Linked DNA regions of Mus musculus: region 1 is linked to region 2. The links are chromatin loops, found by intact Hi-C in ENCODE. Cell type or tissue: left cerebral cortex. All regions are shown on one strand. Links, peaks and the distances in the headings refer to the core of each region. The heading gives the core; the rest is flanking DNA.

Region 1 (11,839 bases), core at 3,840-11,839, 52 kb before region 2:
CTTGTGGGCACAACCAAGAGATGAATGGGAGAGCACTTGTTTCTGATGAGTCAATGAGCTTTCCAACTCTTGCCTCTTCAGAGTAGACAGAGGTCTCTGACCCACTCCAAATCTGCTAACAGGAAACTCAAACCCAGGGAGTGGTGTGGCCAAAATCAAAGAGCAAATGAGGGGCTAAGCCAATAGGACATGGGGTCCTGACAACCAACTGGGGTTGTGTTCCCCTCTACTGGAGGCACCGAGCTCAGGACAAGTAGGGCGAGGACTCAGGATGAGTCTGCAGTACAGAGTGGAGGCAGAGAGGAGAGCCACAAGATCCATGCTGCATGCTCTATGCTCTGGGTGCCTCCAGCTGAGACTCAAGCCCCAGGTTTTCCATTCCCCTTGGTCCCAGGGGCCCCCTAGTCCCTTTCTTCAGAGCCCAAAGGGGAAACTGAAGCCCAGGACTGGCAGCAAGAATCAGGGACCCCACTGGACTCTTACCAATTCCTCTATCGTGCTACTGAGTTGTTTGTTTGTTACATAGCTGGAGTCCAGGGCTACTGCTAGCTCTTGGTACCGGTTCTGAGGCGCATGCAGAGAGGAGGAGTTGGAGGAGGGATGGGGGGAAAGGTAGAGAGAGCATCATTAGGGGTGGGGGTGGTGGGCTGTCTCAGCTGGCAGCGGGCACCCAGGTCCCTGTAGGAGGAGATAGGCTGTTGGCGTAAAGGGTTGCTGGGCCATGAGTCCAGGCCACTCACCTCCAGTTCCTTCATGTTGGAAGATGTGAGGCCCTCCCCGTTGATGTAGGATGTAGACTAGGAGAGACAATACCTCACATGGAGATGCTCTGTGACCCTCAATGTCTAATCCCTGCAGCCTCCTACTTCCCCCTCAACTAGCAGAATCTCCTTTCCTGCTCACTCACACCCCCTTTGTGCCACTCCTTATGGCTCTTTTCCCGCCATGGCTCAACCTCGCCGCTCAACAGCTGTCACCTCAAACCACACCAGGATAAAAATCACGTTGCCCATTGTGGTCCAAATCCAAGTCTTCTCCAGTATGACAAGAGCCTCTCATGAATTAGTCTCTTGAGAATCCCACCTCATTTTCTAACATACTTTCCTTTCCTCTCTACCTTCTTTCTGGGTCCCAGTCCTGTGGTACCTCAGACACAAGGCCATTGAGCTGTTGAGAAAGTTGTCGCAGACTCTCAGTCGATGAGAAAGTCCTAAGGGAGGAGACATGAGATCAGGGGTGCAGGTAGTTTGATGGGAACAGGGCTCATGGGCAGAGGCTTGCCCCGACTCCCTCAGTAGGGAACACTTACTTGGTCTCCTCCATGAGGTTAGAGCAATTGCCAGCATCATGGCTCTGTATGGGTAGAAAGAAATAAGGTAGCATTATTTAGCTTCTGCTTACTGTCACACAGGGACACAGTAGGCCAAATTCATCTCAACACCCATCATCCCAAATGTTCTCCATCTTGGCCTCCCCATGCCAGGCTCCAGGAGCACACCTGAACCAAGCTATCTGAATAGAGTAGTTTTCAAAAAACTTTGGGAGTCCTTTGGGAAGCAGACAGGAGGGCGACAGACAAAGGGGAGAAGCACAAACCTGAGTGAGGTCAGCATCAGGGGAAGGGGTGACACCAAGAAACATAGTGTCAGTAGCAGCGGTTGGCGGTGCAGGAGCAATATGGTCTGTGGGCACCTGTCACAGAACAGAGCAGAGGGTCAGAAGACCACGGAGGAGAGAGGTGCCTCATTGCCATGGACATGAGGGGACGGGGCAAGCGGGGTAGCACAGCAGCAGGCACAGGACAGTCGCACATGCTGGGAGCTACTGGGGTACAGACATGGCCTGCCCAGGCCTCAGGTCACCTAGTAGCATTCTGAAGGGCCAGAGCTCAAAGCAGGGGCTGCAGGGTCTCCTTCCTGAACACCCAAGGACCTAGTTCCCTCTGGAGCTCTGACCTGTGGCAGCCACAGCAGGTACATGTGCCAAGTCCAGGAGGCAGAGAGCTAACTGCCCCGACTATAGGCCTTGCTTCTGGGACAGACTCAACATCATGGTCAACATAACCATTCTCCCCTCTCTTGCTTTCCTGCCTTCCCTCCTCCCAGACCCACGCACTGGCTGTGTTTGTCAATTCAGAAACAACTGGATAAAGCAGAGAACAATGGCTGCCCTTTGGCTTGAAGTATCTAGGAGATCATGTGAGCTTTCTAGGAAATGTAGGCAGGGACCAATCCTAGGATTTCGGAGATGGCAGCTTGTGGAAGTCCCCCACTGGCCTGGCAGGAACTATGTGCTTGACCAGCTGGCCCAGTTGCTCTTCAGGCTCAGGCCTCACTTGTTTGTTTTATTTTCTGACACAGGGCCTCACTATGTAACCCCTGCTGTCCTGGAACTCACCCTGTAGACCAGGCTGACCTTGAAACAGAGATCTGCCTGCCTCTGCCTCCCAGGTGCTAGGATTAAAGGCATGCACCACTATGCTCAGTAGCTCAGGCTTCACTCTTAGACTATGTCTCTGGCTTAGAGGTCTTCTAATGTCCAACAGTCCAGATAGGCAGAGGATGGGAAGACAAAGGGAGAGGGACAGAGAGTCCAGGCCTGTCCAGCAAGGCTGGTCTGGGAGGAAGTGGCCATGCCTTTCTCCAAAGAAAGGGGCCGTTTGCTTTATGTAGCCTTCAGTCTCAGCCTCTTGGGATGCTGACCAAATTTCCTCCTTTGAGCAAGCGAGAAAGAACCTCTGAGAACTCATTGTGAGCTTCACTCTCTTCAGGGTTACTGTGACCACACCCCTACAACTCATGTGACTGTCAGTTCTGAATCACCCATAGGTGCTGCCTTGACAACATCTACAGTTGAGTCTAACAGGTAAGACCAGGGGCTCAGTGGCAGCTGGCCACGCCTATGACATTCTGGAGGTGTGGCACTCCCAGCAATAGACCCTTCTAGGCTCTGGGTCCCTTGTGGCATCCTAGGAACATTCATCTCTAAGACTGACAATGTTCAGAAAGGCAAAAAATAAATAAAAATGTTTTTCTGAGTACCTTTTGGTTCTCTAGGTGTTGAAACGGGGTCTCTCTAAAATTCATGCTTGCCTCAGAATTGCCACAGAGCCCAGGCTGACCTCAGACTAGAGACCTCCTTTTTGCCTCAGCTTCCCAAAAGCAGGAACCGCAAGGATAGGACACTAAGCACTGCTGGGAGACTCAAATGCTTTTTGGCAACCATGTAACTTTTCGAGTTTAAGTCTTACAGCTAAGCATGGAGTTCTTACAGAGTTTTCACTCTCCTCAAAATGCCCCATCCCATCAGAAAGGACTTTTATCTTCCATAACTTCCTGTTTTATCTCTTCTCAGGAGATATTAATCTCCTTTACTCCTGGAGTAGAAAATCAGTTACTAATTCTAGAAAGTTTTCAAAAACACAAGGAAAGTCTTCACTTCTGGACGGGGGGTGGGGGGTGGGGTGCTCTGGTGAGTATTTCCTGAAGGGGAAACCAGAGCCCGGGCTGTGTGAATCCATAGCACAACAAACACCAAATATGTGTCCCCCATTCCCATACACACAATGTGCCATTTCTGAGCTGAGTACTGAGGCCCAGCACCTGAGCAGACTGCAGCACCTGCCCAGCATCAGCTCTGTTAGCGGAAAAGAGCCAACGCCAGTCTGCGAGTCCCCAGAATAACAGGACATGGCCTTGGCTCAGACCACTCCTTCAGTTGGACAGAAGCCTGCTCCTTTTGTTTGGCACATGTCCCCTGGCACATGTAAACTGAAGTACTAAGTTATGTCCAGGAGGCCAACTCTCAGCCCTGCGACACAGGTCCTGTTGCACTTGGATGCTCCGTGTCTGAACTGTGCCTGCCTGTCAGCTCATCTTTCACCATCGAAGCAGCTACAAATGTCCCTTCCCCAGCCTCGAGTCCACTGGGAACCAGCGCTCCTGTCCCTATGTGAGGCATCCTGGAGGTCACGTGACTCTTGTCCTGTGCATCTAGTCTGCTATTGGCTTGAGACTGGCTCTCGAGATGCAGCCCAGGCTGGCTTGGGCTTGCCGTCCTCTTGCCTCAGTCTCTGGAGCGCTGGGCTCACAGGCATGGACTACTGCGCCTGGCTTGCTCATCTGTTTTGTCACTGTTTAGCAAAGTGCCTTTCCTATCAAGAATTCAGTCCACTGAGTTTTCAGAGAGACTGAGGGCAGCTTCTCCTGGTCACTCATTTGTTAGTTAAGTTTACATTTTTCGCAGTTAGTTTCTCTTCATTTTTTTTTTATTCAAGACAGGGTTTCTCTGTGTAGCTCTAGTTGTCCTTGAACTCACTTTGTAGACCAGGCATGGCCACTTCCTCCTAGACTCAGAGATCTGCCTGTCTCTATGCCTTCAGAGTATTGAGAATAGAGGCATGTGCCACCACTGCCTGTTGAGGGTTTCTTAGAAAAAAAAAGTCTTAATCCCAGAAACTATACAATAAATTCACTTTCTCATAACCTTATGTTCCTAAGTTTCAAACTAAAATGAGTTCATAAAAAAGAACCACAAATTTCTATGGTCTAGTTTTTTAGAGACAGATGCCCAGAGGACAAGACCTGAAAGGTGTTTTTGTGTTCCATCTGTCCCAGTCTGACAGTACCATGCTAGGCAGTCATAAACTCTAGTCTCATTCATAAACATCCGATCTGAAAGTTGTTTCCCCAGTTAGCTTTAACTTTCAAGGTGGGTCTCATCTTCTCTAAGATGAGAAATGATACAGGGAAAGAAAAGAACCCAATCAAGCAAGCAGTTGACAAAGCAGACACAGGAGCTGATGGTTAACTGAGGCAACACAAAGTGAGCCAGTGGCAGAGGGTCCCCAAAGCAGGGAGGCCTCTGTGGCATGCATGGCTGGGAGAGCAAGCCAGAGGGAGTCTCGCTCAGTACTGCCTCACCTTCCTCTTGTCTAATGGGGGGAGTGAGACCCCATTGGAACGGTTAAGGTCGGACACCAGCACCTTCAGAATGTCCTTAATCTACAGCAGGCAAGAAGGGAAAAAGGGGGGAGGAGGGAGGAGGGATGAGAGAGAGAGAGAGAGAGAGAGAGAGAGAGGGAGGGAGGGAGGGAGGGAAGGAGGGAGGGAGGGAGGAGGGGGGCAGGGAGGGGTGGGGAAGTAAGAAAGTCAGGGCAGGAAGAAGAGAAACAGTCAGGGAGATGGAACACTCAGGAGCACAGATCAATACCCAGGCCTGTGCCATCCTTCCAAGCAGCCACCTGCTGCCTTGTCAGAGGCAGCCCTCAGAGTAAGCAAGAGTCCCCAAGGGATGGAGTCAATACACCTGACCAATGCAGCAACTCAACATACACAAGACCCTTTCCACACACCCAGGATTACAGGGAGCAATCTGCAAAGGCCCCAGTCCCCAAGGCCACCTTAAAACCTGACTCTCAAATAAGACTTCACTTTTACACAGCTACAGTACAGCTAAAAAGAGAGTCTGTAAGACAATAAGCTAGTCCACCATCATCCTGTCAGATGAAGGAAGTGTGTGTGTGTGTGTGTGTGTGTGTGTGTGTGTGTGACTTTCCTGAGGTAACCCAGCAAGCTCACGACAATGATGGACTTAACACTCAAATCTCTTACAGATGGCTGCGTTTCAGAAGTATGAGAGCAATGATGTTCCCTCTGGTCTGATTTCTACCCCAAACCAAGAAAATCAAGCGGTACCTATTAGCTCACTGTTAACTCCACAGCAGACCCTCCACTAGGGGAATTAATAGAAAAACAACCGCAATAAACTTCACTTAATCTTTATAGATACACATTAAAAATATTACCGCTATTGTACAGCTATGTAAAAAGAGGCTCAGAGAGTTTAACCAACTTGCCCTAAAGTTATCATATTGCCAACTGATGGAGAGATAGAATTCAGACTCAGATTTAATTTTTCCTGTGCTGAGATAAAACCCAGGGCCATTGTGAGATGAGCCCTAGTTCATTACCATTGAACTAGGCAACAAGCCCTCAAAGCCAGACTTTTTAACCAGCACCTGACATTTCCACTTGAACCACAGCCCTCCCCGCTTCTTCCCACCTGCCCCCATTCCACAGGACTCTGTTGGCCAAGACTCACATTCTCTGGTGACTGACAGTCACTGGCAGTGGGTCTCTCTGGGCTATGGCCATTTTTAATCTTTTTCTTCTTCTTTGCTCCTGCAGGAACACCCGGGCTGTTCTTCTGCTGATACTCTCTCAGCTGTGGAAAGGAGAACAGAGAGAAATGAGAGCCATCTGCCTCACACTCACAGCCTCTACTCCAGCCTCTAGTTTATTGAGCTCTTTGCTTCGTGTTTCTGTATGTGCCATCTGAGTCAGTCTCACGTATCCCAGGCTGGGCACTAACTCACTATGTGGATGACTATGAACATCTGATCTTCCTGCCTGAACTTCTAAACGCACCAGGAGCAGGTGCCACCATACTTGGTTTCTACAGTCCTGGAAATCAGGCCTAGGCCCTTGTGCAAATTAGATTACAGAGTGGAATATTTCATGCCTGGTCTCTTTCTATGCTGTTTTTATAAAAATACTTTAAAAAAAATGTACATTGGTGTTTTGCCTGCATGTATTATCTGTGTGAGGGTGTCAGATCTTGGAGTTACAGGTAGTTTCAATCTGTCATGTAGGTGCTGAGAACCAAACCCAGGTCCTCTGGAAGAACACTTAGTGCTCTTATTTGATGAGCCATCTCTCCAGGGCCCGATAAAAATACTCTTATGTACGTAAGTCTCATGTAATGGTACCACGAGTCTACAAGATATAATAATGACCTCTTAATGGCAGAAGAAATGGCATGGCTAAAAAGGTAGTAATTGGGTTGGGAATGTAGCTCAGTGGAATACTTGGCTAGCATTCAAGAGGCCCTAAATTCCATTCCAGCAACATACACACATGCCCATACACATACACACAGAGGCAAACACGGAATCTAAACTCAAATCTTCTGATGCCCTGCTCTGGGGTTTGCAGCTCCCAAAGGGAAAAATCTAAAGGTAGAGACCAGAGAGTAAACATTTAGTTGGCAGGAATTGGCTGGGTGTGCTGTCACCTATCTATAATCCCAACTCCTGGGAGAGGCAGGAGGCATGAGAGGGGAGCCAGCCTGGGCTCCCCAGTGATCCCCAGACTCCAAAGACAACAGGCAAACACATGAACTACTAGACAAGAACTATGTATCCTGGACCTTAAACCCCACTCCTCTTTTCAGACATTTTCTCTTGCTAGCATGGTGGTGCTCCCCTTTAATCCTAGCCCTCAAAGCAGAGGCGGAGGGATATCTATGATGAGATAAGACTAGCCTGGTCTACATAGCAAGTTCCAGGCCAAGCAACTATATAACAGAAGACCGTCTTTATTCTTATTTATTTTTAAGTATATTTTATGTGCATGAGTGTTTTGCCCGTGTGTGTGTGTGTGTGTGTATGTGCACGCGCGCGTACTACATGTATACCTGGTGCACACAGAGTTCAGAAGAGCATGAACCCTTGGAACCGGAATCACAGATGATTGTGAACCGTCATGTCTGTGCTGGGAATAATTCTCAAAGACCATATCCTTATAACATATGTGTGTGTGTGTGTGTGTATGTGTGTGTGTGCCTGAACACATGCATGTTATGACATATACAGGATTGTCAGAGGAAACATATATGTATGCACACTGTGAGAAAGGATACATAGCTATGTCATGGTGCATGCAACAATGTCGGAGGACAGCCTCAGTGTTGCTTCCTCTTTCCCACTCTCAGACAAGTCTCTCATTACCACACACACCAGGCTAGATGGCCCCTCAGCTTCTAAAAATTCTGTCTCCACCATTCATCTAGCCAGACATCTAAGCTTACAGATTCATGCTGCCATGTCTGGTTTTATATAGAATCTAGGAAATCCAAACCCAGGTCCCCTTGCTTGTGTGGAAATACTCTACCCATGAGCCATCGCACTGTCAAAAGCCAAAGTACTCTCAATGCAACTTCACGTCAATGAGGGTTTTGGTTTGGTTTTTGGTTTTTCGAGACAGGGTTTCTCTGTGTAGCCCTGGCTGTCCTGGAACTCACTCTGTAGACCAGACTGGCCTCGAACTCAGAAATCCACCTGCCTCTGCCTCCCGAGTGCTGGGATTAAAGGCGTGCACCACCACTGCCCAGTACATCAATGGTTTCTTTGTTGTTGTTGCAGTGCTGGGGACTGAACCTGGAGCATTATGCATGAGAGCCCAGCATTCTAATACTGAGTCATATATATACAGCTTCCCTTCAAAAAAGAAAACAAACAAACCAGGATTGCTGGGTTTGGTGGCCTACACCTTTCACCCAGTACTAGGCAGGTAGAGAAAGGCATATCTGAGTTCAGGGCCAGCCAGGAATACACAGACCTTGTCTCAAAAACAAACACAAAATCTAATTTAATTTTTAAAAAGATTGTATGTATATGAGGGTAGTTGTTTGTTTTTGCTTACATGTATGTCTGTACATCATGTACATGCAGTAACCTAATTGGCCAGAAGAGGGCATAATATACAACATCTAGCCAGGGAGTTAGCTGAGATAGTTGTTAGCTGACTTGTGGGTGAAGGGAGCTATACCCAGGTCCTCTGCAAGAGCAACAAGTGCTTTTACCTGCTGAACCTCTCTCCAGCCCCAATATTGGGTATGCCATATACCAAGCTGGTCTCAAATTCCATATATAGACAAAAATAACCTTGAAGGCCTGATCCTTCTGCCTCTACCTCCAGTCTTGGAAATTAGAGGCATGCATTGCTCTGCCCAGCTAATGCCATTGCAGGATCCAAGCCAGAGCCTCATACATGGTAGGCCACCACTCTTGCAAACTACGCTGAGTACTGAACAGGCCCTTGTATATACTAAACAAACACCCTAACAACTCAGCTCCACTCCTAACTCCACTGGGGCCGTTTTAGCAACACATACTAAAGGTACACCGCAGTACTTCCTAAACCTGCTTCCTAAGTTTACAACATGACAGAAGGGCAGAAACCGTGAAGCCACGGCTTTAGTGAACATGGGAACAGAAAGGGCACAGCCCTTGTCATCGCAGAGAGAAGTCTCTACAAATCTATGAAAATGCCAAACCAGACTTTTATGGTTTTTTTCTCTCAAAAGAAGCATGGGAAAGTGATGTTTCCCGTGAGATGCCTCACCCGCATCCCGTGCTTCTCACCACCCCAGTTGGAAAAGACATTCTGGCTGAATTTTAAGTTAAGTTCAGTTCCCCAAGACACTGATCAACACTATAACATGCGTTTTGCTCCAGAGAGATTACAGTCTCTCTAGAGAGCAGACAACCAAATCCAAACCAAACCAATCCATGTCAGCAAGGGGTGCTGACAGTGTTGTGCTCACACTAATGCTAAGTTAAGGGAATGCGGGCGCCTACAGCGTCTCCGCACTAGATTCCACACTTGGGCTCCCTTCCAGGTGGAAATGGGTTCTCCACCAGAGAAACGGGAAAAGGGGCAACAACATTAGGTGAGCAGGTGGAGCAATCCAAACCAGACTCGGAGTAGTAATGACAGTTTCGAGGGGGGACTGTGACGTAACTACATTCCACTCCATACTACCAACGCCCGAGTCGCCTACAGGGCCAGGACCGAGGACCTTGGAGACAGGTGCCCTGGGAGGTCTGGATTGGAGCGTCCGGAGCCGGGGGCTAAGAGACCCTGTGTCACTGACCAAAGTCACCTAGGGGCGACTGAGAGGGCGGGGGCTGGGTTGCTGAGGGGGCGGGGCTGGCTGAGAAGACTTCACTGGGGGAGCCCAGGGCGCTGAGGGGTTCTTCTACCCGTGTGTCTCGGGAAAGACTCGGACTCTGGTCATGGGTCCTGCCGTTGGAGGAGCTCGGGTGGGGTCAAGGGGCCGCGACCCGGAGCGCTTTACCTTTTTCTTGGCCGCAGCCAATTTGCTCTGCCTGGTTTCTTCCGACATCCCGGGGCGGGGAGGGGGGAAGCGGGGGGGCCACATCACCACGATCCCGGCAGCCACCGCGAAACTGCTTCCGGAAGCTACGGCTTCTCTACAAGGGCCAGAGAAGGCGGGTGCAGAGCGCCCCTTGGACGCTCGGAAACCCAGCGTGACCTACCTTCTCCAAGCCCATTGGCTGATGAGAACGATGAACGACAGGGAGGCGTGGCCACGCGGTCGCGAGGCCTGAGCGACGGGTGGAGTTAACGACGAGAGCTGCGCGCGCAGCCATGACCCCTCACAGCGGCCTATGGGAAGCAGGGGCGGAACCGCTTTAACTTGGTGCGTGCGCAGCCTGACGTGGGGCGGTTGGTGGTCTCCGTCGTCGGTTTCTAGTTCCCTGAAGCAGCCGTTTAACCCCAACCCTGGACCCTTCCGAGTTTAAGCCCACCCCACTCCGGGTGCCCCGGACCTTAGGGTTCAGGAGGTGGGTGAGGAGCGCGCCGCGCTTCGTTTTCCAGCCCTTGCCCGACCCCTCACGCCTCCTCACCAGGCCTCTCCGTAACCCGTTCTCCACACTTTCCCCTTCCCACGATGCGCACCCCGACCCCAAAGACCCCCACCCCATCCCAGTAGCTGGGTCCCGACCCAACCTCTTGCAGCTGCGGCTCCCGCGCCCCCTCGGTAACCCCATCCTCATCAGCCTTTTTCTCGGGTTCCTCCCCAGGGGTGAGTCAGAATTCAGCCGACTTTACCATGGCGGCTACCGATCACCGGTGAGTATATCAGCCCCACCCCTCTGCATCCCAGCACCCGCCGGTCGCCTCCAAGCTTAGCCCTTTCCTAATTCCACTCCTTCTCTTTCCTTTCTCAGACATGGGTTCCTCCCCTCCCAGTCCTACCTGCCCGATGCCTACGCTTCTCCAACCGCTCTTGCTCGTTGCTTTGTCCCCTCACCCAGCCTGCCACCAGTCCCTGCATGGTTCCCCAGTCAAGAAATATGTGCATCTTTATGCTGACCACTCCCAATGCCACCCCCAAAACTCAAAGTTATTCATTTCTCATCCTCAAAAGATGAATTTTTAAAGTACTCTTTTAGATGATTCGCTTCTTTTTAGTAATTTCTTTTTTTTTTATACCCCTTCCCTTTGAGACAGTTGTCAATACCAAAGATTAGAGGAGAAAGACCCAAATCATAGTGGCCAACTCAAAGCAAACAGTTGGTTAAAGCAAACATTTTAATTCGTGTAAACGGGTCCCTAAGGCGGAGCTCGAAAAGTCAGCCTCGGATTGAGGACGACAAGGCTTTTTAGAGTTCAGGGGTAGGGGGTTTCTAAATGGGGACTTGGTGGGGTTACAGAGGCAGAACATAAGCATACCCGTTAGTCCAAATGACCTCCTCAAAGACATGATTGCAAGATGGGCAGAACAAGGTCTTCCTTTTGAAACAAAGGTGGGGTTGCAAGATGGTTATAAACAACTTTTTGGAACAAAGACAAGACTGCCATCCCTGTAACAGGCCATGCAGAACCATTTGAAGTTAAGGTTTTAGGTGGGGCATAGCCCAATTCCTTGAGAAGCAGGTTTAATCATAAAGAGGATTGAGTGTATTTTGTACTTAATAAGATGGCTTTTAAGCCTCAGATGGAGGCAGGCTGGTCCCAGACTCAGGCTGTATTCAAGGATGCCCTTTTGTGGTCCCACACTAGTTTAATACTCTTCATCCTCCTGCCTTAGCAACTCAAAATGCTAGAGAGCCAGGATAAATTATGGGGACTCGGAGAAAAAAGAGCACAGTAAGCAAAGCAATGCCGGTGCAGGCGTTTATCCCAGCACTCGGGAGGCAGACGGGCATCTCTTCCAGCCTGCAGTACCACCTTGATTTTAGAATCAG
Region 2 (12,424 bases), core at 1,359-9,358:
CAGTCCTACTGGGTACCAGCCACAATATAAAGAACCATACCTCCCCATTTGGGTCTCAGAAGAACTTTCCTTTTTGTCAGGAAAACAAATTTCCTGTGAGTTAAAGTTAAAAAAGGATGTACTTATGAAGCCACGGGCTAAGGGTCAACCTGAAGGATTAAGTAACCAAAAGGCACGCTGTAAGCAACTCCTCAAAGTCACCCAGAGCCAGGTGCAGGTTCCCCTGCACCATCGCCCTGGAGGCTGACATGAGGCATGGCTGCCAGCTAAGGCTCCGCAGTCAGACCCTGACTAAAAAATGAAGGAAACAATCTAGAATCCCTTTTTTCTCCTAACAAGAAGTGTGTCTCTCTTTCCATACCTGTGTGTCTGGGAGTTGAAGAACTTCAGATAGGACAACACAGCCAACAGGTTAAAAAATATCAGTATGGACTCCAACAGCATGAGCCTGGACTGAGTGATCAGGGCGTTCTCTGTCACAGAGACAAACAGTTGTCAGCACTGAGCAGTCCAAGCTGCTGTGAATACAGAACTAGTCCCAGGAGGGGCACACAGCCGTGTCTCCAGAGACTGGACAGAGAGCATCCTCTGCAGATGCCAGTTTCTGTGTATACATAAAACCTTCCACATATCCTCTGCACATTTAAAGGCATTATATATTATCAAAAATCCCTAATACCATGTAAATGGCACATAGTTACTTTATGGTCTTAAGGGAGCAACAACTTATTTTATGCTGCCATGTACGTATGTGTGTGCACCATGTGTGCGGTGCCTGTGGAAGTCAAGAGAGGGCATTGGATTCCCTAGAACTGAAGTTAGTAAGTCATTACTTGGAAGCTAGGAACCAAACTCTACAAGAGCAGTAATTGCTCTTGACCTCTGAGCTACTTCTGCAGTCACATAGAAGAAAATCTTTATGTTGGTGCAGAAGGAAGTTTTGAAAAAAAAAAATTGGGGCCCTATTCTTGCTATGCTGCCCAGGCTGACCGCACACATAAGACTCTTCTGCCTCAGGCGTCCCAGTGCTGGGATTACAGGCCAGCATGAGCCACCATGGGATATTTTTGCTTTTGTGCTGGGGCTGCACCCAGGACCTCGTAAATGCTAGGCAAGTGCCCAATCACTGGGTTACAGCCCCACGCTTGGGGCTGTTTTCTTTAGGTATTAATTTAAAAAAAAACTTACGTGTGTGTATGAATTGTATGAATGTGTATGAAGGCCATGGTGTCTATGTGCCTTCAAGTACTGTCTGGCAACCCCCACCTTTAATTACCACCATGGCCATATTTCCACTTCCAAAAAGTGTCTGACCTTACAGTCCATCAATCCTCCATCAAAGAGCATCCCAGAGTGGGGCGCATCTGGAATCTGGATGAAGCAGATGTATTCACTAGGGCAGCACACACATACTAGGGCAGCACACACACTCTCAACACACACACTAGGGCAGCACACATACTACCACAGGCACTACTCCCAAGTGTCATGTTGAAATGCCCCAAAGTGCTTGGTTTTCTTTTCCTGTTCTCTTCACAGGCAGGTGGGCAGTGACCCAAGGCTTACCAATGAGCATCAGCAGGGCGGCTCCAATGGCAGCACCGTGGGAAAAGTGGAGCTCTAGCACTATCTGGTAGGCCATGGGCACTGACAGGGCCCCGGCAAGCGCTGGCAGCAGGCGTAAGGACCATATAGGCACATTGCTACTGTACTCTGGAAAGGAATCACATAGCAGAGCTGAGAGCTTGCCTACTGACACAGCAGCTCACAGACTGGCAAATGCAATCTTACAAAACTGGGAGGCACATGAGCTACTGAGGGTGTACACTTGGGGTAAAGTCTTTGAAATGAGCTTGGGAATTTGATTGGTGGGTAGTTTTTAAGAGACTGGGTTTCACCACTGGGTATGGTGATGAACACCTTAAATCCTAGCACTTGAGAGGCAGGATGATCATGAGTTCAAGGCCAGCCTGGTCTACATATTGAGTTCCAAGCCAGCCTAGACTATATAGTGAGACCCTGCTTGTCTAGGATGTCAGTCTCCTGAGTTCAGGTGATCCTCCTGCCTCAGCCTCTCTGGGTAGTAAATATCAGCTCTGCAGCCGTGGTGCCAGCTCTCACCGAGCATAGATGTGGTGAGGGAGGGTTCCGAAATTAATGCTGATTTAGCATATGTACCCCAAGGAGCTTCTAAAAACATTATGGCCACAAAGTTTATACATACACAGTGGCTGCCAAATGCCACAGGACACATGTACCAAGAGCCAGGGATGGAATAGTTACAATCACAAAGCACTTAAAACTTTAAGCAGACTTTTCTTTCTTTTTATCTTTTATTTATGTACATGGGTATTTGCATATATGACTGTATATGCCTGGCCACTGTGGCAAACACCCTGGAACTGGAGTTACGGATGGTTGAGCACCATCATGTGGGTGCTGGCAACCAAGTCCTGAACCTCCAGAAGAGCAGCAGTGCTCTTAACTGCTTAGCCATCCCTCCTGCCCCTTTAACCAGATGGTCCCTTGAACATAAATACCCAGCTGTATCCTGGCTCAGCGTAGTAAAAGGTTAAGTGCTGGGTGGGGGATGGGCATCCTGTCTCTATTCTTTCATATGTAGATTCATAAGGAGAGTTAAAATCCTTACCTGCTCCAATTCGGTTCCACAGAAAGTTACCATCGAATCCCCCTAACCAACCTAAAACAAAACATTTGGAACATGGGCCAAACAAGGTGAGAAAACAAATCATGATTTGCGCCCTTGAAAAATTTTATTTGATAAGCTTATATTGCAGGGCCTCCAAGGCCCTGACTGTTTCTCTTACCCACCTCCTAAGGCCAGTAGCATGTGGCCAAATGGTGGCCCACTGTCATCCAGAAAGAAGATGCGCTTCATGTAGAAGGAAATGTACTGCCCATAATATACTTCATCGAAACTATAAACAAACACAAAACCCGCCTTTATATCCAACTAGAAAACTGAACTGTTATTTAAGCTTTTTTTTTTTTTTTAAAAGATTTATTTATTGATTATATGTAAGTACACTGTAGCTGTCTTCAGACACTCCAGAAGAGGGAGTCAGATCTTGTTACGGATGGTTGTGAGCCACCATGTGGTTGCTGGGATTTGAACTCCTGACCTTCGGAAGAGCAGTCGGGTGCTCTTACCCACTGAGCCATCTCACCAGCCCCCTATTTAAGCTTTTAAAAATATTTATTTTTTGTGTATGGGTATTTTCCCTGTATGGCTATGCATCACATGTGTGTAGTGTCCACCGAGGGCAGAAGAGAGGGTCAGGTCCTCTGGGACTAGAGTTGGTGGCAGTTGTGAGACTCAAGTAGATGCTGGGAACTGACCCAGGTCCTTTGTAAGAGCTGCCAGTACTGAGTCTCCAACCCTCGAGAAGTCTTAACTGTAAACACAGACAGGAAAATAAAACCTCGTTTCCAGCTGACTTCAGGTAAGTGAAGCGTGAGGGTCGGATCCTTTGTTCCAACTGTATTCTGTCCCCAAACACAAAGACACACACAGCATCATTTAACCCACAGGAACATGGTGGGAAATTTACCAAGCCCAGTGAGCATGCATGTCTTGTAGAGAGCCTATTTCTTTCTCTAGTCTTTTTCTCCCCTGCATGGATGTGTATGTGATATACAGGCAGTTATGTGTAGGCATGCTCGTGTATGAAAGTGTGTGCACATACGTGCAGGCCCTTGGCCACTCTCCATTTTATCTACCGAGACACTCATCAGTCTGAGGCTTGTCATTTGGCTAGTCTGCCTAGCTAGCTTGCTCCAGAGAGTCCCTGCCTAGCTGGCAGCATGCTGGGATTACAGATGGAACACACTGCCCACATGGCATGTGAGGGAGTCTGAACTCTGGTCCTCACACTTGTATAACAAGTGCTTTACCCAGCTGAGCCACTTCCCCAGCCTCCCCACAGCTTTTGACTTAGGTATGTGTAGGTCAACCTCCTGACCAGGAGCCTTGAGGCTAATCCCATCTCATACTCTCACTGGCCACCAGCACCTTTCTACAGCTGTGGACTGGAGCAGAACTGAAGATCTAATTGAAAGGGAGTCAAATGCGGAAGGAAGAATGACACAGAAGCTTCTTCAGATAATGAAAGACATTAGGTCTTAAGTGTGATAACGCTACCGTGGTTATGTGTTCTTTGTTTTCAAGAATCCTCATCTTGCCAAGCAGTAGTGGCACACGCCTTTAATCCCAGCACTTTGGAGGCAAAGGCAGGCAGATTTCTGAATTTGAGGCCAGCGTGGTCTACAGAGTGAGTTCCAGGACAGCCAGGGCTATGCAGAGAAACCCTGTCTCGAAAAACCAAAAGCCAACCAACCAAACAACCCCCAACCTCCCCCACAAAAAAGAATCCTCATCTTGGAGCTGGAGAGATGGTTAAGGCATGTGCTGATTGTAAACGGAGGACCTGTGTTCAGATCCCAGAACTCAGGCAGATCTCAAAGACCTGGATTTTGAGCTCCAGAGGATCTGTCATCTTCTTCTGAGTCTGAAGGCACATGTGCACATGCACAGATGGACAGACAGACACACGTATACTCTTAAATAATCCTCATCTTTCAGACGTATATAGTGAATTAGTCATACATATGTCTAGAATCTTCTTCAAATTAATCTCTAAGGGGGCTGCTGAGGTCATCAGTCTACCCATGTATATATCTGACCCCTATAACAAAGTAGGAGAGGGCTAGCGAGATGGCTCAGCGGGTAAGAGCATTGTCTGCTCTTCCAAAGGTCCTGAGTTCAAATCCCAGCAACCACATGGTGGCTCACAACCATCTGTAATGAGATCTGATGACCTCTTCTGGTGCATCTGAAGACAGCTACTGTGTACTTATATATAATAATAAATAAATCTAAAAAAAAAAACTTAAAGTATTTAAAAAAAAAACAAAGTAGAAGAGAATGCCTGTATTAGCTAATATACATACCCTCTCAATAACAACAGCATAGTTCCCCTTACGAACAAATTCATCAAACCGACACCTTTCAACTGGCTAAGGAAAAGTGAGGCTGGAAACTGACAGACCAAAACTTTCTTACTATAGTCCTATAAGGTAAGCCCTAAAATGTATGTATTCTAGTGGTTGTTCTGGGGGACAAATGGGCCATACCCACACTGCTTGCGATGACTATTTCTGGTTGTCACCTTGACTACATTTGGAATGATCTACAATCCAGAAGTTAAGTGTACATCTATGAGAGATCTTTTGCTTAAAATGGATGGATCCACTTCTCGTCTGGACCTTTAAGGCAGGAAGGAACACTAGTTTAATCCAGATTTTGAGGTGGGAAGACACACCTTTAATTTGCACCACACCTGCTGAAAATCTATTTAAAGACACAGAAGTAGGAAGTTTTCCTCTGAGCCTGCTTGCCCTCGCCTTGCTAGCAAGACCATTCCTTCCTTGGCACTAGAGCCCACTTCTTTGGGAAGCCAGAGTATACTGAAGACCAGCTGAGACACCCAGCCATGTGGACTGAGCAGAAAACTACTGGAGTCCTGGACTTTTCCATTCACAGTCAGCGATTGTTGGATTAGCTGGACTGCAGCCAGTAAGTCGTCATTCCAATAAATCATATGTATATATGTATACTATATTATATTTATTTACATATACACACATGCAAACATAGTGTTCTTCTTAAGTTGTTACTCTAGAGAACCCTGAGCAATACACTGCTAAAACATCCATCACCAAGAGATCCAAGAAACCCAGAATGTCTCTCTTTTGCACTGTACGGCAAGGTGATTCCTGTCACTAATTACAATGACTCTTGGATCATTGACTCTCCTCCCCGATCTCTACTTACACCACAGCCCGAGGGTAGGAGAGTTGCCATAGTCGGGTAAGTAGTCCCAGGCCAGTCAGAGCTACCAAGTTCAAATTGATGTCAACAGTCACCACTAGAGGCCGTTTCAAAAATCTTAACATTTTGCAGAAAAGCCAGCTCGGGAGGACTCCCTGGAAAAGAGGGAAAGAACTACCATTAAAGTAAACGGACAGCAGCCCGGGAAGGCACAAACGAGGCCACAGGGTCCTAAAGCCGCCTGGCGTCACGATGAATTTACAGCATAGCGGGTTGGGTTAATAGAACCAGAAGGACTCTTCCAGAACATACCTGTTGGAGAATTACAGTTGTGTTCAAGCACAGGGTATACATAAAAACATCTGAGGGGTGAATTCAGGAATCTCAGAACTGGATACTCATTTCTACAAGTCATTCCAAAAACACCTGCTGGGCACTTGCTAGGAACAAGGCTGCTAATGAATGAAGTGGCCTCTCCTGTCCCTTCCCAATGTGGTTGAAAACTAAGACCCTGAGGAGCTCTGGGCACTGTCATAGCCCAGTGACCTGGATGGACTTTTCCCTCTTCTGGAGGCATTCCTCTCCTCCTAGAGTTGCTTGTGCCCCGAGCCCGTTCTTTCTCTACAGTTCTTCCCACTCTGGCTTTTACAAGAGGCCGCCCTGGAAACGACTTGCTCAGCCAGGATCCGAACATCCACCGTCCCTAGCGCGCCGCCCCTAAGCCGGATCCCAGACCCCAGGAGGGCTCTCAAATCTGGCACTCCAAAACCTACGAGCGTTTCTTCGAGTCCCGTAGAGTGGCTCCCCATGTGGAGCCAGGCCTGCGAACCGCCAGGCAGGATCGACCGTTGGGGGCGAGGCCGCTCGATTACTCTGCAGCGGCCACGGATCGACGCTCAACTAGTTGTGTCTACGCGGCCGACAGACTCTGAGACGCGCGTGCGCAGCCGGAGCGCGAGGTAGTGGCGCGCATGCGCGGCGTGCTCACCGGCCATCAAAGTTGGGCATACTGACTGTCCTATCCTTAGGGCTCCCTTTCCCCTTTTTAATAAAGCACAGTGTGTTTCCACAAGCTGTTCACGTGCTCGGAGCTCTCCGTTTCGGGCCTCGCGTCTACTTTAGCGGTTTCGTTAAGCAGCGCGTTAGCTTACGGGCAGGAGTAAGAGCTTTGAAGCCTCGGGTGCGTTGTACCTCCTGGAGCTGTGTGAGTGGTGGATCGCTTTTTCTCAACTCTTCCCACACTGGAATGCCTACAAGCTGTCTGTCCCTCCTCCTCCCCAAGGTCTCAGGCTCGCTATGTAGAGGATGATGGCTTTGAACTACTGCCTTTGCTTCCCCAGCGCAGGTATTACAATCATGCCTTTTTAGGTGGGTGGGTATTACAATCACGCTCAGATGGCAAGCCAAGCCCGAACCGACTCCAGATGTTTTGCCAAAATTCAGTTTTTACAAGTTAGCTTAGCATTGGGTGACATCCGGTTTAAGATTGTAGCAATGGGGCTGGGCGATCGCTCAGTGGTTAGGAGCACTGGATGCTCTTAAAGAGGTCCTTAGGGATTTTCTTCTTCTTCTTCTTCTTTTTTTTTTTCGAGACAGGGTTTCTCTGTATAGCCCTGGCTGTCCTGGAACTCACGCTGTAGAGCAGGCGGATTTCTGAGTTCGAGGCCAGCCTGGTCTACAGATATACAGAGAAACCCTGTCTCGAAAACAAAACAAACAAAAACAAAAAAAGAGGTCCTTGATTCCATTTCCAGCATCCACATGACAGCTCAGAATCATCTGGAACCGCAATTCCAGAGAATCTGGCACCAGGCAGTCAAGTTACCACAGATACATATAAAATACATTAGTCAAGAGTGCACGGAATTGTTTGTTCATCGTTTAAGCATAGTCTACCCAAGTTCCTGCAAAGAAAGGGCGCCAGAAGATTGGAGAGCGAGCTCTTTGGGTTCCAAGTTTAGTCTGATCATGTAAGTCATGCTGGTGCTTCAGGACAGCTCGTGGGCACTCAGCTTCAGGAGGAAATTGTGTTGCTTGCTGGAAACCTGAGGTATGTATGTGGCTTTAAAAGCTAGTGGATGCTACTACCCAGACCCTTGCCTGTTCTGTAGCAAGAGGCTTATGCCTGGGGGACTGGGATTTCTCATGCACTGCCTTTGGCACTTTGTTTTTTTTTTTGTAATGCTGGCTGGCCTACAACTGTATGCTCACCAGTGACTTCTGAATCCACACCACCCTTCACTAGTGTTAACAAATGACATTTGATAAATAAAATGTCCCGACAGCCCTGTACCTAGGTTCCAGGCCTCAGTGATGACTGAGCCTGAACCTATCTATATGAATCCCCCTGACCTTTCCTGCCCCAGATCTAATTTTTTCTTCCACAGAAGTACAGTGCAGTCCTCCACTTGTTCCTATAGAAACCCAGATAGCAATCAGGCAGGAAGTACAGGATAGGATGGTCATGGGTTGGCCCACAGAGAGGACAAGGCTTCTTGGTGCTGCCCATTTTCGAGATGTGCCTTAACCACAGGCTGCCTGTTGTGGTAGGGGGTTCCTGAGGCCCAGTGTAAAGAAAAAAATGTCCATGTAGACCAACTAATGTCTTTGAATATATATTAATTTGTATGATCTGCAACCCCTTCCGTGCTTAGCCTTCTCAGAGACCCTGAAGGAAAGACATGTGTCCTAGTCCCTGCTAAATTGCTTGAGACCTTGCTCCGTTTACCCAAGTCGCCTTCCCTCCACACCGAGGACATCTTTCGAATCCTGTCTTAAGGTTTTAAAATAACCAATTAATGGAAGACAAAGGCAAAAGTCATAGAAAAAGCTGTTCTTGGGATGGCTGCCTAGGTGAGCCTTGGGAACACCACCACAGCACAGTGCTGCGCTCCCTAAGGTATTCTGGCCACTCCCAGTCTCCCGGGAAGCAGTGCGCCAGCCGTACTCTTCCAGATGATAGAAAACCGACACAGCCTGAGAAAGCATGTTTGGCTTTATTTTTTTATACTTTTTTTTTATTTAAATAAGGAGAGTTCTTTCGTATGGAAAGACCTAGTACAATCACATATTTGAAAGGAGAAACAACAGGGACTGACCCGGAGGGAAGGGAGGGTGAATTCACGATTCCATTTCCCATCCGAAGAAGTTCCCCATATCACGTCTAAACAAGCTGCACAGTACACCTTTAGCATCGTCTGCCCTTTCAAATAGCTGGTCTAAGTGAAAGACAGAGGGAAGGCCAAAAGAAAAGCAAAGGAAAACAAAAGGACCCTCAAAAAGAACAATCCCCCAAGTCCTTTTCTATAAAAGGTTTGAGGTGGAAAGCCTAGAGCACAGGACCCTTCAGCTAAGGAGCCTTCACAGGAACTGCTGCTCCAGGATTGTGACATGCCAAAGATGGGGCCTGGGGAGGTTGCAGGTCTGAAGCAAGCAGCTGGGGGCTGCAGGTGTCATGCACCTGGAAGATCACTAGTCAGAGCTGGTAGACAGTGGAGAGCACAGCTGGGTGACTGTGCTCATCCCCAACGCTGACCACTCTGTTCCACATGACCTAACTTGTCTTAGAGCCATCTCACAAAGAGCTGGCTTTTCCACTCATCAAAGAATACAGAAGCCAGACTTCTGTGCCCTTGCCTGTGAAAGATTCCCAACATACCCTCTAACCCAGACTTGCTGGAAATGAGGGCAAGGCGAACATGAAAGTTAACATGCAGGTACCTGGCAGAGTGGGGACCCCAGTGGATGTTGGGGGGCGGACTTAGCCAGAGTTGCCTCATGGCCTCAGCGGGTACACTCTTGTGCCCTGGGCCCTGAGTGTCAAATCATTCACGACTTCATCACTGACCATCTGGAAGGTGGCTCCAGAGGACAGGACAGCAAGGTGGACAGTGTTATCCAAGTATCTCTAGAAGTGGCAGAGCAAGCGTGGCTTTGGATGTGAACCAGCATTTCTAAATGTGTACTGCAATCATCCTTTGTTTATCCCCCTTAAGGAAGCTTAGACCCAGAAGTGTTCTGTGAACTCTGAATTTGAAAATGCTAAACTTGGGAATCAGACAAGGAAAGCAACTGTTAAGAGACCAGACTAAATGCAGTCGGCAGAAGTCTTCACCGACAGATGCTACACGCCGCATCAGGACCAACAGACTGAAGAGTCCTGGTTGCCAAACCATGGATTTCACCATCAGTGGCACCAACAAAGCCACCAGCAGTAGGAGGTGACTTCAGCAGGCAGGAGTAAAAGATTCTGCCCACCTCCACCCATCTCAGCAGTAGAAAAGGCAGGGCTGGACTTTACCTGTTCCCACCAAAGGCCATGGCACCCTGACAGACGCTCCTGTTTTTATGTGTGATCTAAAGATGGGGGTTTGAAACCAAAATAAGGCCCAAGTTCTATTATACTTTGAGCTTGACTCTAAAAACCACACAAAGAGATATTGCACCTTAAAACACCTCTGTACTAAAAACTTGGCTTGACCAGATCATCCGAGGAGTAGGGACATTTGGCCTGAAGCCTGCCCTCTGTCCTCAGCGTCTAGTTGCAAATGTGCCTCTCAGAGGGGTAGAGCCCACAGCTGAGATCACAGAGGTGGTGAGCACACCAAATTTCACATGCAATTTCCTGGCCTTTCCTGCACAGAGTAATTCAGACATTATATAAACAGAGCAGTGGGACATTTACTTTTTTTTTTCCATCTAGACCTACAACATCAATACATATAAATAAATTCTAGTGTTTCTTGTTTTTATTTAGGGTGGGAGGCAGGAGGGAAATACAGGGTTAGAGAAAGGACTGAAAACAGGTGACCTCCTAATTTTTCTTCTTAAAACAGGGAGTACTGCCATTCTGACAGCAGGCTCACCTAAAGGGCACATTTTGAGTTTGTAACAGCATCCTGTGAAATTCTGAAAGAGAAAAATGTTTGCTTCTTTTGACACATAATGCCCACCAAGCATTGGGTGAGGTGGGTCTGGCCGCATTTCTAAGAGGTGACTGTGTGGCTTTTACTGAGTGAGACTTATGGGGTAGAGCTTGGCAGTGGGGCAGAGGACTCGGTCACTTCCGGGGGGTGGAAGGGCTGATAGGGGCACAGGCAGATCTGTGCTGGGGACTCCTAAGTGGACAGTGCTTCTGAGGAGGGATGCGAGAAGAGAGGAGATGTGTCGGAGGTGGGAAGGAAGGAGCCGAGGGCTGCAGTTGCAATGAAACTGCACCAAGGCTGCCCTGACTGGTAATGCTGGGGACAGTGTGGCAGTACCTGCCGGGGGAAACAGACTTCTGCTTCCTTCAACAACCAACTAGGCAGGGCGAAGCCACTTCAGAGCTTCTAAGCTGCTTCTCTGCTCTCATGCCCATGGTGACACTTGAGGACAGACCCACATGCTTGTCCCAGCCCTGCCACCAACTATGAGCTCTCTGAAGCAGGCTGTCTCCAACACCCCAGATGGGTGATTAAATGGGGGTCCTAAGCAGCAGCTGAGCACCCTGAAATTCACTTCATTTTCCTTTGAGCAATGGGAAATTTTCCTTGTTCTTAGTGAAAGCAAGAAGCCTCGCATACAGGTGCTCACACAAAACCTGCAAGCAGTAGCCCCAAGACACCACCCTTTAGACACCACCAGCCTCCTTTGAGGCTGCATAGGTTTCTCTGTAGGCCACTTATACCTTGACCCTGTCCAGTTCTCTAAGGAAGGGTAACACACCTATAGCTTAGAAACCCTACCCAACACCCTGCCCTGTTACCAGGAGTGAAGGACGGAAGATGAATGTGCCATACATAGTCTTTCCTGTCGCAAACTTGACTAATAGGTGTTCACCTGTGTCCTTATATTGATTTTGGTGATAAGCTGTGAGGAGTGAATGGACAGGGATCCAGAGGGACACAGCAGGCTCCACAAAGAGGAAAGGAAATGAGTGGGGAACAAAGCCACCCAGGGGGCTAAAGCACGGAGCCCAAGATGCAGTCCCCAAGTGGGGCCAATCTGGATTACAAAACTCCACAATTCCTCCGGTGCTCAATACTCACTGTGTCCAATGACAGCAAAAGGGCCCTGAACAGATAATTCTTATTCTGAAACATTAACTCCACACCAGGGAACTAAACTCAGATACCAACTTCACAGTGCCCAAGGTGGTGAGGGACCAACCAGAATGTCCAATCACATCCTCCAAACCCCAACGGTTAGCCAACCGGGGTGTGTGTGTGTGTGTGTGTGTGTGTGTGTGTGTGTGTGTGTGACTCTTAAGAATCACCTCTTAAGGTAGCACTGTGACATGTCAAACAGGACGGAGATAAAAGGTGACCACTGGGGACAGCAGAGCAGAGAGAGGACAGCGAGGACCATATAAAAGTTCAGCTATACAGATGTAGCTAGCATTTTGTTCTCATTTCCCCTTTGTAAAAACCTTAGCTGCTTTTTAAAACAAAAAGCCTCCAGCTAAAATGACCCTGCTGCCAAACCACTGTGCCTAGGGAACTGGGCGGGCGGGCGGGCGGGCAGGTCTGCACTGCACAGGAGGCTCACTCCACAGTCACTGGGCAGAGGGGTGGGAAGGAGGAAGTCTGCTCT

The links. Hi-C counts contacts between places; a loop is a spot of excess contacts. Peaks named below come from ENCODE experiments on the same cell type or tissue, not always from the same donor. Only the 100,000 strongest peaks of a DNase experiment are listed, where the experiment ranks them.
Region 1: a loop joins it to region 2, with 4 times the contacts of the local background. A loop is called at or near these places in 4 of 42 quality-filtered maps.

Annotation. Positions count from the first base shown.
Region 1 is chr2:32,286,479-32,298,317 of GRCm38, reverse strand. It overlaps Swi5 (SWI5 recombination repair homolog (yeast)), which reads left to right and starts at 10,249. Exons shown (of 5, transcript NM_175190.5): 1 at 10,249-10,432; 2 at 10,673-10,721. It overlaps Golga2 (golgi autoantigen, golgin subfamily a, 2), which reads right to left and starts at 9,992. Exons shown (of 26, transcript NM_001080968.2): 1 at 9,922-9,992; 2 at 6,103-6,225; 3 at 1,597-1,692; 4 at 1,310-1,353; 5 at 1,147-1,210; 6 at 741-797; 7 at 484-564. The coding sequence starts at 9,969. In left cerebral cortex, for the core only: a CTCF peak has its summit at 8,516 (motif pointing right); DNase peaks (open chromatin) are centred at 8,540 and 10,161; H3K4me3 peaks cover 2,799 bases; H3K27ac peaks cover 1,677 bases.
Region 2 is chr2:32,230,942-32,243,365 of GRCm38, reverse strand. It overlaps Prrc2b (proline-rich coiled-coil 2B), which reads right to left. Exons shown (of 32, transcript NM_001159634.1): 32 at 8,829-12,424. Pomt1 (protein-O-mannosyltransferase 1) reads right to left here and starts at 6,726. Exons shown (of 20, transcript NM_145145.2): 1 at 6,625-6,726; 2 at 5,855-6,006; 3 at 2,833-2,939; 4 at 2,651-2,701; 5 at 1,567-1,713; 6 at 362-473. The coding sequence starts at 6,660. In left cerebral cortex, for the core only: CTCF peaks have their summits at 5,953 and 6,649; DNase peaks (open chromatin) are centred at 6,029, 6,796 and 7,697; H3K4me3 peaks cover 2,539 bases; H3K27ac peaks cover 2,475 bases.